Regions from separate parts of the Homo sapiens genome. Here region 1 is linked to region 2. Evidence: chromatin loops called from intact Hi-C (ENCODE). Cell type or tissue: A673. All regions are shown on one strand. Links, peaks and the distances in the headings refer to the core of each region. The heading gives the core; the rest is flanking DNA.

Region 1 (5,359 bases), core at 87-5,086, 250 kb before region 2:
GGGTAGTCTTTGGATATTCCCCAGTGAGGGTCTCTGAGACTGATATGATTGAGCAGCTTTATGAATAAGACCCAAGAGGAAAGGCTGGAGAAAATGAGTAAAACAAAGGGAAATTTTACGTACGTTTTTTTGCCCATGAGCTAGTCATGAAAGGGAGAATCAAATGTGATCTCATCAAAGATGTTCCCCCTTGAGATCATAACTATATATATATATATATATATTTTTTGAGACAGCCTCTCTGTCACCCAGGTTGGAGTGCAGTGGCATGATGTCGGCTCCCTGCAACCTTTGCCTCCTGGGTTCAAGCGATTCTTGTGCTTTAGCACTGAGTAGCTGGGATTACAGGTATGAGCCACCACACCCAGCCCATAATCATATATTCTTAAGTGGGTGTGTGTGCATAGGTATGTGTGCATGTGTTTTGCTTTTCAACCTAAAAGCGATCATACAATATGTCAACAGCCTTGTGTGTTAAGCACAACAGAGTTCCTCTCATTCGTAAATGAAGAGTCTGAGGCTTGAGACTTGGTTTGCCCAAGTCCAGTAGCATTAATACAGGCAGCCAGGTCTTCAGATAGCTGCCCAATTCCCTTTTCGCATCTCAAATATGTGAGGTCTTCAGACACCTTGGAGATAATATTTGCTCTCACCTCTTTCCTCAAAGAATTAAATGTGACTTGCCATCTTGAGTTTTGTTACAAAAGATTGTAATGCTATTCAATAGTGGTATCATATGTTATTTACCATGGAAAAAGATGGCAAAAACTCCCCCTGAGGAACTGCACTAAAAGTAAAAGATCAAGACCAAGGGAAGAGAAAATACAAATATTCGAACCCTATGTATCTAACATGATTAATATATCCGAGATACATATGCGGCTCTGGTTACCAGAAGCCAAAGAAGAAAAGGGAAGAAGATTCATTTATTTGTCCTTAGGAAAATAGCAGTTCCCCAGTCAAAGAAATATTTTGCAAGCACTTAGATCTCAGAGAGGTCATTTAAAAGGCCTTTAGCATTTATTCAACAAATACTTATTTACTAGCTACTATGTACCAGGCACCATGCTAAGATATGAATATACATAATGAAGAAACAATGTCCTTGTTTCTGTGAAGCCAAGTCTAGTGAGGGAGAAAGATGTTAAAATTATACTCTTCTATATATTATGATATGGTCAGTGATATCTTTTGGCTCTGCGTCCCCACCCAAATCCCACCTTGAATTGAAATAATCCCCACATGTCAAGGGCAAGGCCAGCTGGAAGCAATTGGATCTTGGGGCAGTTTCCCTTATGCTGTTCTTGTGATAATGAGTGAGTGTCACAAGATCTGATGGTTTCATAAGTGTCTGGCATTTCCCCTGCTTGCACTCATTTTCTTTCCTGCTGGCCTGTGAAGCAGTGCCTTCCACCATAATTGTAAGTTTCCTGAGACCTCCCCAGACATGTGGAACTGTGAGTCAATTAAACCTCTTTTCTTTATAAATTACCCAGTCTCCAGTATTTCTTCATAGCACTGTGAGAACAGACTAATACAGTCAGTAATGGAAAAGAGTAAGATGATGGGAGAGAATTTGAAAGGATTTGGTTTAGCTAGAAGATAGCTCTTGTTAAAGTGATACTATAGCTGAGATTGAAAGCTAACTAGGTTTTAAAAATTTGGAGCATTAAGAAGAATAGTGTTCAGCAAGAACAGCAGATGTGAAGGTCCCAAGTCAAGTACAAGACTGATGTATTCCAGAAACTTTTAAGGACAGTGTGTTAGTGTGAATTTCAGAGGCCAAGGAGGAGAATAGTCTGGGATGAGCCCTGAGAGTAGCAGGAGCCCAGTCCCCTTCCCTGCAGAGCTTTGCTAATGTTGGTGAGATGTGGTCTGGAGAGAGACATTAAAACTACTGAAGGATTTCAAGAGAGAAAGTGGCTGTCAGATTTGCATTTAAGACTATTGCTCTGGCTATTGGAAATGATAGCAAGAAAAGTGGGTGAAAACAAGAGTGCAAGTCTGGAAACTAGAAGGAGGTTATGGAAGAGGCACCTTTGCCAGAGATTAGGGTGATCTGGAAATACGATAGAAAATAGACATTCTAGGACGGGCACAGTGGCTCACGCCTGTAATCCCAGCACTTTGGGAGACCGAGGTGGGTGGATCACGAGGTCAGGAGATCGAGATCATCCTGGCTAACACGGTGAAACCCCGTCTCTACTAAAAATACCAAAATTAGCCGGGCGTGGTGGCGGGCGCCTGTAGTCCCAGCCACTTGGGAGGCTGAGGCAGGAGAATGGCAGGTGAACCCAGGAGGCAGAGCTTGCAGTGAGCCGAGATCGCACCACTGCATTCCAGCCTGGGTGCAGAGCAAGACTCCATCTCTAAAAAAAAAAAAAAAGAAAAAAGAAAAGAAAATAGACATTCTAGAGTTAAAAACTCAACAAGCTTGATGCAACCATCTTGTTTCAGGGGAAGGCAATTACTGCACAGAGAATAATCATGGACAATGCCCCTCAAACCTCCACATCCCCAAAATCAGGACATATAGAAGGTTGGAGCAAAAATATAACCTTGGCTAAAATAATTAATAGTGTTCTTCTTGATTCAATTTGCAGGAGACATTCAGAGAAAATATCCACACTCAAAACTGAAATATGAGTGCCACACAGTCATTGCAGCTCACATCTGGGAATTTTCACCAAGCAACTGAAAAAAAGGCTATTTTCAGTTCTTTCATATGCTCTTTTTGTCATAAGTTGGGTTCGGGGGGTGGGGTTCAGAACCACAGTTGCTGTGGTGAGAGAAGCAAATTTGACAGCTTCTGGCAGAGCAAAGCACAAGTATTTCCTGCAGAGTTTTTCAAAGTAAATGGGTCTCCCTCCCTGGGCAGATACTGGCAATCCTTGATGACTCACTTCTGAGGGGCTTAGCCCATCAAGGATTCAAAGAGAGGGAGAGGCCTGGCACCAGGCCCAGTGCTGGTGACAAAGTGGCTTCTTGCCTGCTTTTTTGTAGTTGCTCCAGTGGGCACATCTGTGCCCGGAATTTGTCATGAGACAATGAGGGTTTGTTCCCTGTATCCGAAATGATGACTTCATGATTCTTTTATGGCAGAGTAAGAGTTGGAGCAGAGGAGATAGAGGATTAATGGAGTTAAAGGAGCATATTACAAAGATTGAGTTTCATATTGGTTAAGATCTGGAATGCTTTCTATCTGGCAAACTGTAAAATCCAAAGCATTAATTACATTGACAATAAGGACCCAAGTGTCCTCCCATTTAGCTGTTTTCAAAAGGTATTATGAGTATCCAAGCTGTCAGGGTGATGTGTGTAGACTTTTTTTCCTTTCCTGTGTCAAAAGCATGATGTTGAGCAGTGGCTTTTAACATTTTTGACAATAACCCATAGTCAGAAGTACCTTTTTTTTTTATTGTGACTCTCAACACACACATGTAGTGGAAAAAGTTTAATAAAAAATACCACTGCAATAAGTAACACACACAGTTTCTATGATATTTTACTTATTAAATTATTTCCTGTGTAAAAATGTGCCTGTGACCCAGTAGATTGTTTTCATGACTCTCTAACAGGTTGTGACCTGCAATTGGAAGACATAGATATTGAGGAAAGAACACAGGTCTTGGCTGTTGAGGCTCATGACCTACCTCCCCAGCTGTAGGAGATTTTTCTGTGCTTTAGTATATGAGTAAGCATGAGAGAGGTGATGCTTCAGTAATACACACTCCCAACATTTCAGTGGCTTAAAACAACAAAAGTTTATTTCACACTCATGCTATAATGGAGGCTTGACTCCATATGATGCAGAGATCCAGGCTGCAGGAGCCTTCACATCAACCCTACTTTCTCCTCATCTGCTGCAAGAGCAATTTTACTTCTAGCTCTGACTCTTTTTTTTTTTTTTGCTGTATGGAGCTGGGCAAGTCATAGAACCAGGGCTGACTTTATGTGCATGTGACTTAGGCAGTTGTATAGGGCCTGGTGCTCAGAAGGGCCTTGTGGCTTGGCTTACTACTCTGCTGTCACTGCCTTGAAAGTCTTAATAATTTTTTAACAAGAAGGCTCTTTTTGCACCAGGCCACACAAATTATGTAGGTCATTTGCATACAATCTTTTCTAAGTCTCCATTTCCTCATCTGTAAAATGGGTTAATAGAGAAGAACTCATAGCATTCTTAAGAGGACTAAAAGAAAGAGCATAGTACATACACATGTAGTTTTCAACTTGCTGCCTTTATCTTCAGTAGTACCGCTACAGAAAACTTTTACTTAATCAAGTTAGACTTCTCACCTTGAAAAGCTGTACTTCCTTATGTTGCCCTCCCTACTCCCTTCTGTTTATCTAAATTTTGTTCATTATTCAGGGCTCTACTCTAACACCTCCTCAGGGTCCTCTTCCATGACTGTCCAAGCTGTTTTCAGAACCCCTACCCCATTAATTGTGGATCCCTTCTTTATGACTCACTTACTTTTGTTTCCTCTTCTCCTTTGGACCCTTCCTTGGTTAGGATCCCTCCTACCTCGCCTGGAACATTAAACAGCCTCCCCATTAGTAACCCTTTTAGTAGCCCCTCTCCAGTTTGCCCTCCAGTTCCACTCTCCATCATACCAGGGTCATCTTCCTGTTACCCCGAAATGTCTTTTCTATCATGCCATTTCAGTTTTCAGAGACTTCAGTGGCTCTTCTCACCTAAAGGGCACTGCCCTTAGTCTTGCATTTAGGATCTGGCTCTCAGGCCACATTTTGGGTCTCATTTTCCTCCACTCCACTCACACACTGCTCCTGCATTCCTGCTCTACACCATCTCTGGAATAGAGCTTATTCTCCTGCCTTTGGTTCTTTGTACATTCTCTTCCTTCTACTAAGATGGCCTGCCACCATAGGCGTGGTGGCTCATGTCTGTAATCCAATCACTTTGGGAGGCTGAGGCAGGTGGATCACCTGAGGTCAGGAGTTCGAGACCAGCCTGGCCAATATGGCGAAACCCTGTCTCTACTAAAAACACAAAAATTAGCTCGGTGTGGTGGCTCGCGCCTATAGTTCCAGCTACTCAGGAGGCTGAGGCAGGAGAATCACTTGGACCTGGGAGGTGGAGGTTGCCGTGAGCCGAGATTATGCCACTGCACTCCAGCCCGGGCAACAGAGGGAGACTCCATCTCAAATATAAATAAATAAATAAAATGGCCTGCCCCAAGATTTACCCCACACCCCTGAAATAATCCAATCTACCTTTTACTGCTTGGCTGAAATCCTATCTCCTCAAAGACCTCCTGTGCCAGCTCAGGATGAAAAGTCTCCCTTATTCCTTGGAATCCCTATGGCATTTCTTAGAATCTGACATATATCCTGTATG
Region 2 (5,359 bases), core at 168-5,167:
ATAAAAACAGAACTCATTAACTCAACTAAAAAAATGACTTTAGGCATGGTTGGATCCAAGCTTATCAAAGCTCAGCTTCTTTTCCTCTCTCACTCTGCTTTCAGATCTATCAGTTTTATCATCAGACAGGCTTTAACCAGATAATGCAAGAGACTGAGGCTGTAAAAGCTGGCTATTCCAAGTGTCAGGCTACAAAATGTTATTTGTTTTGTCATCAAGGCTCCTTTTGTCCTACCTCAAGCGGAGCTATCTGTTAACTATTCCACCATCTATGTCCTTATGATATTGAATTGGTGCTGTGACTACAGGCAACCTCAGTGGAAAGAATGTCTCTTTTCCAATATCTTCAGCAAACTTTCCAGATATGACTCTTGGCCCATCCTAGAATATGCTACATTCTTGACTATGGACAAGAGGTTGGAATTCTCTCATTTACCTAGGGCTGGAATCAGCCTCACCCAAACCTCATAGAGTAAGGTTAAGGGAGGATCAAGGAGGAAAAAATTTCAGTCCGCTATTTTACTTTTGCTATTTGATTATACTTTCAAATACTTCAAATGTTTCTGGCCACCAGGCTTCTCATTTTGTTATGTAGTAGCCATGATGGATTTCATGACTCAAAGACTATGACAACCTATAAACTCTTTGTAAGAAGAAACCTTCACTTGAGCCTGGGAAGTCTAGGCTACAGTGAGCTGAGATCATGCCACTGCACTTCAGCCTGGGAGACAGAGAGAGATTCTGTCAAAAAAACACAAGAACAAAAACAAACAAACAAACAAAAAACAGAATACAGAAAAGCAACCTTGTGCTTGGGAGGAAAGCCAGGCATATGCCCCTACCCCTCCAACTACTTTCCATTCCTGCCTCCTCTTCATATCCTTCCATAGATAGCTGTCAAAACCATATTGCTTTGAAAAAACAAAATAGCATTTCAGTTCCACTCAGCCTTTTAACAACTGAAGATAGTAGTTAACTGTAAGACAAATAAAGGGATTCCTAAAGGCACAAGCACAGCATGACAAATTAGCAGGCTCATGGCCCTAGGATAGGAGAGAGCTTCCCACTCAGTCTGAATCACCAGCTCACTGGTGGGAATAATTTATTTGATGCAAATAAAAAAATTGAACATTTATAAACCAGCTAAACAAGAAGCTTAAGGGGAGAGCTTCTGGTGCTTGGAAAAAAGAATTTATTCTCCATGGGAATTAGATGATTGGACATCTATCAGGACTTCGGACATGCACACATCTGGTACAAATTGCTAGGATACTTAGTCACTTAGTAAAGTCCTCACCAGCACGTAGCTTTTGATTATAGACCTTGCTCTTCCACTGGAAAGCCTTTCCTCTAATGTGAGAAGGACATATTGGAACTGTCAATCATACCCCCAAAATAAACCTCTAACTTACTGCTCTCTATTTCAATGTCCTCACTAGAGTCTACTCTCTTGTCTAGAAAACTGGTGGCAGTAGTTAACAGGTTTTTCTGCTTATTCTTTTTTTAAAATAATCTTTTTATTTGAGAATAATTTTAAATTTACAGAACGGTTCCAAAAATAATACAGATAGCTTTTGTAGATCTCTCATCTGGTTTCTCCTAGTATTAACATCTTACAACACCACAGCACATTTATCACAACTAAGAATCCAAAATTGGTACATTACCATTAACTAAACTGCAGACTTTATTCAGGTTTAACCAATTTTTATGCTGACATCATTTTTCTCTTCCAGGATACCACATAGCATGTAGTCATCATATCTCATTAGTGTCCTCTGGTCTGTGACAATGTCTGTCCTTTCCTGCTTTTCCTGCCTTGACAGCTTTGTGGAGTACCTGAGGCCAGAAATTTTCACCAGTGAACCCAGTTCATGTTTTTCTGATGTTTGCCTCATTAAACTAAGTTTATAGATTTGGGAAAAGAATCTCACAGAGTTGAAGTTCCCTCCCTATCACATTACATTAGAAGGTACTTATTATCAGAATGGCCTATTGTTGGTGACATTAACCTTGATTATTTAGTTAAGGAAGTGTTTGCCAGTTGGTTTGTTAGTTTTTTTTTATATAAAGTTACTACTTTGCCCTTTCCCACACTCTACATATTGGATGTGAATTGCTAAGTATAGCCCACACCCAAGGTGGTAGTGTTGTGGTAGACCTGGTGGGAAGAATTGCCTATTTCTATTTTTATCCAGTGCAAATTCATTATACACATTGAGTGCACTTTTTAAAAAGCAATAAACAAACAAATAGAAAACAAATTAAATTAGGTAACTCTCTTACCTAATACCTTTCAGTGCCTTCCCAATCTCCTCAGGAGAAATCTGAAATCTTGTTGATATTGTGCCATTAATTGAACTGTACAATAACCTTAACCCCTCTCCCCTGAGACACACCCAACTTCTTATTTCTCTAACTCCTACTTACTTTCAGGTCTCAACTCCAGTGTCACTTCCTCAGAGAAGCCACTGTGAATTCCCCTAAAATTGAAATTAGTTTCCCCTACTGTCACTTTTTATTAATGTACTGTTCCTTGTAGAGATAACTACAAATTATCACAATTTATAAATTTGTAATTCTGTATTCATTTAGTTGACATTTGCCTCCTCCATGAATTTACAAGGATAATGTGGTCAGAGCTATGTTTATTTTTTTTATCAGTTATACAGCTCTTAGCACGAGCAGGATTTTGTACATAGGCAACAGCAAATAACTCTGGATAATTAAGCAGAAACAAGTTGTTAAAAGAATAAGAAGTCACAATTCACAGTGTTGCTGGTAATGTTGACCCAAAAAAGCCAAACTCTGTAAAATACTTGAAGAGATTTATTCTGAGACAAATGTGAGTGACCATGGCCCAAGGCACTGTCTCAAGAGGTCCTGAGAACATGTCCCCAAGGTGAGGTGGTTGGGTTACTTTAGGAAAGAAGGAAGGAAGGAAGGATGGAAAGAAAGAAGGAAGGAAGGAAGGAAGGAAGGAAGGAAGGAAGGAAGGAAGGAAGGAAGGAAGGAAGGAAACAGGAAGTTTGTGCCATTCAATTTTTGATTCATCTGACTCCAGATTTACCAAGAAAACATCTGACAATAATTTGACATTTCATGAGGAACCAGCCACTGGAAAAGAATAAGCTGTTCAGACTGCCTGGAATTTCTCACTGTTAACTGAAAAACTGGCTTTTGACTAAGATGTGGTGTACCCTGTAGCCTGGTACAGGGAAGGAATGTACTGACCTCAGGGACACTCATATTCCAGTCCATGTGACAGTTATATTTTGCAATATCAGTTAATAAATTAAATTTACAATTTTGTAGTTAATTCCTGAGAGTTTAATTACTGTGATTCTCATCCGAAGAGATGAATTTGCTCTTAAATGGGTACGCTTAGCATAGGGAATGCAAGCCTCTATAATTATGTTGGCAACATTTTATTTCCTAAACTGAATGGTAGGTATATGGGCTTTCATTTATTCTTTGTCACATTTTGTGTATTGAAATCTTTTATAATGTATTTTCAAATAAAATGCAATAAAAGGAAGAATGGTTTAATGAATGAAGAATGAATTTGCTTTTAGAAGATATTACTTTAGCCCAGATTAACCACTTTTTCATTTCCTTCTACTTTACCCTCCAACAACACTGAATTAATTGGATGAATTTTCAGTTCCATCTCTGCTATGCTACTTCTTATACAGTTCCATGCCTTATTTCTTTTCTCCTGCCTTGGAAAGCCTTCCTTTATTCTTTCTTCTAGCCACTCCCTCTCACATATTTTTTTTTTAAAGACAACCCATAATCATCATACAAGACAATTCAGGAATTTGTTTCCTACTGAAGAGCCTTCTCTTTCAGTTTCTCCTACCCGTACTTACTGGAGAAGGCTCTACTCCTACCCATGCCTTATCTCCATCTCTCCCATCCAGTGGCATTATGTCCTCTGCTGCTCCAAACACACTGCACTATCTGTTTACAGGTTTGCCTTGCCACCAACTAGAAACTGGCCAAGAGAAGGAACTAAGCCATATTCATTCCTTGACCTCCTGTACCCAGCAATATGCCCAACTCACATTTACTGAACTGACCCTAGGAAAGCTATGTCTCTGAAACGTAGTTGCCTCCATTATAAACACACACAGGCAGACATAGTATAGCCTGCAGCCAGTTTTTAGCCACATATTAGCTACTTGAAGCAAAGCTTGCTTTTCTATACTCCCAACACATCAAGGCTAACCCAATTTCCTTCTCTTAACAGTGAGTAAATTAAGGCTCAGACAGGGAGAGTAACCTGTACAAGATCGCACAGGAATGGAAAAGCAATTCAGAGCCAGAATTCAGGTCTCTTCCAATGGTACCTGTTGATGATCATGAAAAGCACGTTGTCAAACTTCCTGATGCCCCAATTCTGCAGAGCAGCTGGGTGGAAGTGGTTCTTACTGGCACAGCCCTTCAGCCAAACCAGATCAGACTTCCAAAGAACAGCTTGTAGGAGTGTCCACAGTCAGTGGCCATTAACACGGCATTTTCACACTTCCTGGTGCCTGGCCTGCACCGGCAGGTCTGCTTCCTTTTGGTCAGTTTCACTGGCAGACACAGTAAGTAATCTGTGTACCCTTTGAAGGCCTTTCCCCTAGGGCCTTGTTAGCCTAGGCTCTTGGAGCCTTGGCTGAGACTGTCCTTTCCATATTCTGCTGACCTGAAGTCATCTGGTGCAAATGGAAACAGAGGAGCTGGCTCTCTGGAAATGAGTCTTACAAAAACAAGTTGCTTTCTTTTCAAACTGTGAATTCCATTAACCAACTGGAATGGCCTTTATGTATTTGGCATCAGATATAGACTTGCCCTCCTTTTGCCCCTTCAGAATTTTGGAGATAATAATGTTCTACCCTTGGGCATTTCCAGAGCCAACCTGGAGGGAACATTTTAGCATGGATTTCCCAGCTGGTTGTTTTCTTTTTTAGAAAGTGCATCTTTTTTTTTTTTTTTTTGCCAGAGTCTTACTCTGTCACCTAGGCTGGAGTGCAGTGGTGTGATCTCGGCTCACTGCAACCTCCGCCTCCTGGGTTCAAGCAATTCTCCTGCCTCACCCTACTGAGTAGCTGGGACTACAGGCGCACACCACCACACCTGGCTGATTTTTTTTGTATTTTAGTAGAGATGGGGTTTCACCGTGTTGCCCAGGCTGGTCTTAAACTCCTGAACTCAGGCAATCTGCCCGTCTTGGCCTCCCAAAGTGCTAGGATTACAGGCGTGAGCCACTGCGCCCAGCCACAAAGTGCATCTTTTTAATTGCTGGTCTGCATTGATATGCTTGAGAATGCACAACTGAGTTACCACCCCTTCTTGCCTCTCTTCTGATTCT

Evidence for each region. Peaks named below come from ENCODE experiments on the same cell type or tissue, not always from the same donor. Only the 100,000 strongest peaks of a DNase experiment are listed, where the experiment ranks them.
Region 1: a loop joins it to region 2, with 6 times the contacts of the local background. A loop is called at or near these places in 1 of 110 quality-filtered maps.

The regions. Positions count from the first base shown.
Region 1 is chr9:115,161,793-115,167,151 of GRCh38, forward strand. All of the region lies in intron 1 of DELEC1 (deleted in esophageal cancer 1), which reads left to right. All of the region lies in intron 1 of LOC124902257 (a long non-coding RNA gene), which reads left to right. Among named protein-coding and RNA genes, the nearest start is that of DELEC1, 23 kb to the left of the region's middle. In A673, for the core only: no CTCF peak of the experiment used is centred there; a DNase peak (open chromatin) is centred at 2,959; H3K27ac peaks cover 1,767 bases.
Region 2 is chr9:115,411,085-115,416,443 of GRCh38, forward strand. No RefSeq gene overlaps it. Among named protein-coding and RNA genes, the nearest start is that of DELEC1, 270 kb to the left of the region's middle. In A673, for the core only: no CTCF peak of the experiment used is centred there; DNase peaks (open chromatin) are centred at 2,467, 2,907, 3,167, 3,697 and 3 weaker places; H3K27ac peaks cover 5,000 bases.